Regions from separate parts of the Homo sapiens genome. Here region 1 is linked to region 2. Evidence: chromatin contacts called from ENCODE Hi-C or POLR2A ChIA-PET data. All regions are on one chromosome and are shown on one strand. The core of a region is the stretch at or near the end of the contact, and the rest is flanking DNA. Distances in the headings are between cores, read along the strand shown. Region 1 overlaps CUX2 (cut like homeobox 2). Region 2 has its middle 5.2 kb from the start of VHRT.

Evidence for each region. Hi-C counts contacts between places; a loop is a spot of excess contacts on that map. ChIA-PET counts read pairs that join two places held with the same protein, here RNA polymerase II (POLR2A). Pooled maps may share reads with other maps.
Region 1: POLR2A ChIA-PET joins it to region 2 with 20 read pairs in activated CD4-positive, alpha-beta T cell. The contact joins two enhancer-like sites. A Hi-C loop is called at or near these places in 2 of 50 pooled maps. POLR2A ChIA-PET finds 5 or more read pairs at or near these places in 4 of 52 experiments (CD4-positive, alpha-beta T cell, OCI-LY7, Panc1 and 1 more).

The regions. Positions count from the first base shown.
Region 1 is chr12:111,120,453-111,123,404 of GRCh38, reverse strand. All of the region lies in intron 1 of CUX2 (cut like homeobox 2), which reads right to left. Among named protein-coding and RNA genes, the nearest start is that of CUX2, 88 kb to the right of the region's middle. Within about 2 kb of position 1,381, at least 2 of the 41 ENCODE cell types and tissues checked have a DNase peak (open chromatin) inside an H3K27ac peak, as active enhancers do.
Region 2 is chr12:110,929,782-110,932,949 of GRCh38, reverse strand. No RefSeq gene overlaps it. Among named protein-coding and RNA genes, the nearest start is that of VHRT, 5.2 kb to the left of the region's middle. RefSeq lists an enhancer at 1,072-3,168. Within about 2 kb of position 1,514, at least 5 of the 41 ENCODE cell types and tissues checked have a DNase peak (open chromatin) inside an H3K27ac peak, as active enhancers do.

The sequences.
Region 1 (2,952 bases), core at 132-2,631, 190 kb before region 2:
TGAGACCAGCCTGGCCAACATGGCAAAACCCTGTCTCTACTAAAAATACAAAAAATTAGCTGGGCGTGGTGGTGTGCACCTGTAATCCCAGCTATTTGGGAGGCTGAGGCACGAAAATCACTTGAGCCTGGGAGGCGGAGGTTGCAGTGAGCCAAGATGGCACCACTGCACTTCAGCCTGGGCGACAGAGGGAGACCCTGTCTCAAAAAAAAGAAAGAAAGAAACTATATGCCGGGTAAGCATTAGCTATTTCTGTTATCACTCTGGGGTTTATTGAGTTTTCTGAGTCCCTTCAGGACTGGGTCAGCCAGAGACACGGAAGGCTCCTGGGGCCCAGCAGGCCTGGCCAGGACTCCCAGACCTTGTGGCTGCATCGGACATCCAAGGAGGCGATCAAACATTTCCTGCCCATTAAATTACAGCAGGAGTTATCCATCCAGGAAGAAATAAAAACTGTAAATATCAAAGCCGATGCATAACCTTCCTGGGCTTCTGTTGCAACTTCCTTTCTTTAATAATTATTGTTTAAAAGAAGCAGCCTGTGACAGGGCGGGGTGGGTCAGTCCCCTGCCCCATTTGAAGTTCACTGCATGCACTGACTTGTGTCCCCATATCAAATATCTGCAGCCACGAGCAACTAGCCGGTGGCTGTTTGCTCTCTGGACATTATTTATTGCTCGTGCAAATTGGCAGGATCTCCCCTGGTGCATAACTTTTTTCCCTGACTTGTTTCTTTCCAGAAGATCCCAGACTAGGGGGCCAGCCTTGCAGACGCCAACAGAACAATCTTCTTTCAACAGCATTAATTATCTGTATGGCTTTCCATAACAACAAAAGAAAAAATCTTGACCCTACTGCCTGCCAATATTTAAGGCACTCGGAGAGGGAAATCCTTTTATCTTTGCATCTCCCAGAGCAGTTCGGTTTGATGAAACATCCTTCCCCTCCCCCGTCCCGTTTTATATTCCGAACTTTCTGGCCTGATTAATTCTCTCCATCTCCATAAAGGGCTGTGTATACTCTTGAGTGTTGACTTGATTTTCTTCTATAAAAACATCCTTGCAAGAAATTAAAACAGCTTAGCCCATCCTTACTCTAGAAACTACTTGTAAAGAGTCTTATTCCTCGGTAATGAAAGGTGGGGTAGGGGAAATTAAAAGATCTGTCATGGAGGACGGGTGGGGGAGAGAATGTAGAAAATGGAATATGAGTTGAGAAGATTTCTTTAAATTAAAGTTGAGGATTAAAGGCATCAGGCTTTCAAGAGTTCTCGTGAAAGGCTTTTTGGCAGTCCCAGGTGGACGGGCCATAATCTTCTTTTTAAATGGCTATATTTAGACCACAGAGCAGTCAGCCAGTCAAACCAGAAACTTCCAGCAGGGGACTGCATGAGGGATGGAGGATGGTGTTTTGATATGAGCTGTGGAAACGGAATTTAACCTCCTAGGAATGATTTGTTTTTGAGAACTCGTAGCACCTGGAAATAGCACATGTATTTTAGGTCTCGGTGGAAGGGGCTCTTGAACAGTTACCTAAGAATTTGGAAAGGCAAGACCTTACCCCAAATGCCCCTGCATTCAAGAACTGTCAGATTCATACCTATAATGACACCTCCCATGAAAGCATCTGTGGCCTATAACTTATACAGTCATATTTCAATGGGGGAAAAATTATCTTAAAATCCTGTTTTTCTTAAAAGTCCAATTACTGGGTAAAGTACTATTTATAGAAAATACGTTTATTGGCCGGGCATAGTGGCTCACACCTGTAATCCCAGCACTTTGGGAGGCAGAGATGGGCGGATCCCTTGAGGCCAGGAGTTCGAGACCAGCCTGGCCAACATGATGAAACCCCACCTCTACTAGCTGGGTGTGGTGGCACAAACCTGTAGTCCCAGCTACTCGGGAGGCTGAGGCATGAGAATCGCATGAACCCATGAGGCGGAGGTTGCAGTGAGTCAAGATCGCGCCATAGCCCTCCAGCTTGGGCGATAGAGCAAGAATCCGTCTCAAAAAAAAAAAAAAAAAAAAAAAAAGAAAAAAGAAAAGAAAACAAAAAGAAAGAAAAAACACATTTATTTCAGAATCTGCCTTCTAGTTTAAGTTCCATGCTCATGTTTAATGCATCTAAAATTTGACCGAGTTCGCTGCTACTCTGGTTGAGGGCAACTGGGTGACATAGAAAGGTTATTGGAGCGAGGACTATATTATTAATGCACATTAAATCAATATAGTAAAGAATGATTCACCCCCTCAAAAATAAGATATCGAGTTAGTTGTGGGTTGTTTTTTTTTTTTTTTTTTGTGGTAACAACTTTAAGACAATTTGCTTATGTCTGAAATAAACTACCAGCGTCGATGCAGCCCAAGCGTAGAACCCTTAAAAGTCTGGCGGGTGACAGGCAGGAATCTGGAAATAGCAATTCAGTAGAAACAGGAATACCTTGAGCTTCTGAGACAGCAGGACCCCCCCGGGCTGGTTTCAGTGTGGTTTGGTTTTTGTTCATTACTGGAGGCACAAGTAAGTATTCTAAAATCAAAAGTGACAACAACCCAACTTGCAAGGCAACATAATCCTCTCCGAGGAAGCACAAACACGTTTCCCGCATTTATCTCAAATTGCAAATCAAAGTGGACCCCGACATATTTTCTCTATGCTAATCTCCAGCAGCCTGGTAACTTTGAAGGGGTTTAAATTACACCAGTTGGTTTTTGTTGCCTTTTTTTTTTTTTTCCTTGTGGTTACTCCCTTCCTTATTCAGCAGGTCTCCAGAGAGAAGGTGTCAAAGGAGTTGAGGACAAAGGGCATCCTTTATAACCCTAGGCAGCTAGATTTTCCTACACCTGTGAGATTCTACCAGGCTTCCCAATATGTCAGTCTACTCAACAGCCCAACAACTCCCAGGAGTGGGGCCTGGGAGCCAACACGGTTCAGAAGGTTCTCAGGAATTCT
Region 2 (3,168 bases), core at 265-2,764:
GCTGGGTGTTGTTGTTGTTTTTCTTTAATGTCCCTCGGGCTGCCGGGTGGCAAAGGCGGAAGCAGAGACCAGGAGAGCGGGTGTGCGGGTGTGGCCTTGGGTGGCTGTGTGCTCACCACAGGCCTGGAGACTAGACATGAACTCTAGGGAGGAGTTCTGAATTATGATGACCGCTTGGGGCTGCACATTCTACACACTGAATTAAGACTGTATTTGGGGCAGGGTGTGGTGGCTCACGCCTGTAATCCCAGCACTTTGGGAGGCTGAGGCGGGTGGATCACTTGAGCCCAGAAGAGCTCAGGAGACCATCCTGGGCAACATAGCAAGACCCCATCTCAAAAAAAAAAAATACAAAAATTAGCTGAGTGTTGTGGTGCACACCTGTAGTCCCAGCTACTTGGAAGGCTTAGGTGGAAGATTGCTTGAGCCCAGGAGGCAGAGGTTACAGTGAGCTGAGGCTCCAGCCTGGATGACAGAGCAAGACCTTGTCTCAAAAAAGAAAAAAAAAAGACTATTTGGGACTCAGTGATCTTAGGGTTGTCCTTTTCCCCAACAGTGAGAGGAAAAATCCTGACTTTTCATCTGAGAACACGCACAGATTAGCCCCCCGGGAACAGAATTTATGAAGAACGAAGGGTTTTGCTCAAAATTATCTCGAGCCAGCCTCACAGCGCCGCCATGAGGTCAGTGTTCTGAACCAACACATTTTGCAGATAAAAAAATGGAAATGGAGATGGAACCGGAAAAAGCCACTGGACCTGTTTCATCCGGTCAGCAAGCAGCAGAGGTGACATTCTAGCCCAGACCCAACTCCAATGTCCCTTCTTCCCCAAAGTCCCCAGCCAGGAGACCTCAGGAGGTCGGTGGACTCGGGCAGCCCTAAACCATCCTCAAACTCTACGAGCAGAAAACCTGTCTCTCCCTTCCTAGGAATTGCTCTGTATGTCGATGGTGCTGAAATTGGGATAATGTATGCCCCTCAGGGCAGTGAGCAATGTTGAGGACATTTTTGGATATCACAATTTGGGAGGGGGGTTTGCTAATGGCTGCTAGTGGGTGGAGACCAAGGATGCGGCTGATCATACCGTAATGCACGGGACACCCTCCACTGCCGTAACAAAGAATTATCCAGCCCCTCACATCCATAGAGCCCAGGATGAGAGTGCTGCTCCAGAATGGAAGCCCCGCAGACGCCTGCATCTGTGCTGGGGAGGAGCAAGGGCCTGGGCCTGCAGAGCTGGGTGTCCCCTGAAGACTCGTTGAAAGGTCCTTCACCCGACAACCTCAGGTCGGATGACTAATGAGCCAGGAGTGTGGCCTTTATATAGCTCTGGGCCCAGGCATGCGGGACCAGGTTCGGCTGTCACTGTGCCACGTTCTTCAGCAAGGGGGCTCTGGCAGGCGGGCAGGGGGAGCGCAGGGGGAAGCTGGCGGGGGAGCCTGGGGCAGCAGCTGTTGCTGGAATCTGGGACTCGTAGAGAGGAACAATACCCCCGGAATGCCAGGCACCGAGACAGCTGAGCCCGCGGGCATCTGAAGGGCACCAGTAAAAATGGGCTTGTCTGAGTGCCGCTGTCCCCAGTGCAGGCAAGATAGATGACCGAGGGCTAAAAATACCAGGGACAAGAAAGCCACTGCAGGGCTATCTGGGTCGTTGAGGCTGGATCCGAGCTCTGGGATCCTGGAGGGTAGTGAGAGGTGGGGCCGGATCCCCCGGCTTTGAAACCAGAATACCATGGGGAGGAAAAGTGTGTACAGAGGAGTCCGACAATCTGAGTTCGAAGCCCAGCGCTACCAGATGCTAGCAGTAGGGCCTTGGGGAGTGACTACTCCTCCCTGAGCGTCAGTTTCCTCATCTGGAAAATGGGTCTAATATTAGTACCTTCCTCATAGTGTTGTGAGGATTATATCCGACGGTGAGTAAAGCATATGGCTCAGTGCGTGACATGCAAGGAGCTCTAGGGAAGGGGGATGATGGCGATTTGATTTCTTTTGGGACTTCAGTTTGGCAAGCTATGCAGTGGCTGGGTGGTGGCCATGGCGGGCAGGCCTGCCTCCCCCAGTCCACTGGAGCACTCAATACATGATAGCTTCTACTCCGCCAGCTCAGAGCAGCTGTCCCTAAGAGCACTGAATAACGGGCTGGAGGGTGAGGTGGGGGCCGGAGTAGGAAATGAGGCTGGGAAGACAACCAGTAATAACCACACACACTCATACACACACCCACTCACACACTCACACTCTCACATACACACTCTCTCACACATTCACTCACACACACACTCTCACAATCACACACACGCTTATACACACTCACACACACTCACACATTTTAACACACTCACATATACACACTCACACACTCACATACACAGACACGTGGCACACATACACACACGTCACACACATACACTTACACACACATACACTCACACACTCACACAGTCACATACACACCTGTCACACACACTCACAAACACACAGTCACAGTCACACACACTCATACACACACTCACGCAGTCACACACACTCATACACTCACACACATACACTCTCTCACGCAGTCACACACACTCATACACTCACACACATACACTCTCTCACGCACAGTGCCTGTACTCTCCATGCCTGGCGCTGTGCAAAGCCATTTACACTCATTGCATGAGTAACCATGTGGATGGTGCTTGGAACAGAATAAACACACAATAAATGTTAGCTGCTATCGTTAGTATCACAATTATCTAGTTTCACTTGAACGACACTCTTCCAAAGCTAGCATGATAGTTTTCTCCATTTATCAAGTGAAGACTCTGAGGTTTAGGGTGGTTAAGTCACCTGTCCAGGGGCCCCACAGTCAAGGAAGTGGAGGAGCTGACCTGGAACCCAGCTTACAATCATAACACCATTCTGGTAGGACAGGGTCAAGTGATAAAAGATCTTAGCTGTCAGGCTAAGGAGGGGAGATTTCCTCCTGAGGTAGTGGGGAACCACTGAGGGTTCTAGAGCATGTACAAGTCATCATCAGAATGGGGTATGGGGGAAAGGAGTTGGACTCAGAGTGTGTGAAGGGCAAGATATAAAGACAAGAGAGAGGAGGCCCAAAACCAGTTGGGGCCTACTACCTTAGGCCACAGCTGGGGCTGGACTTGAGGAAATGGATTTGCAAGA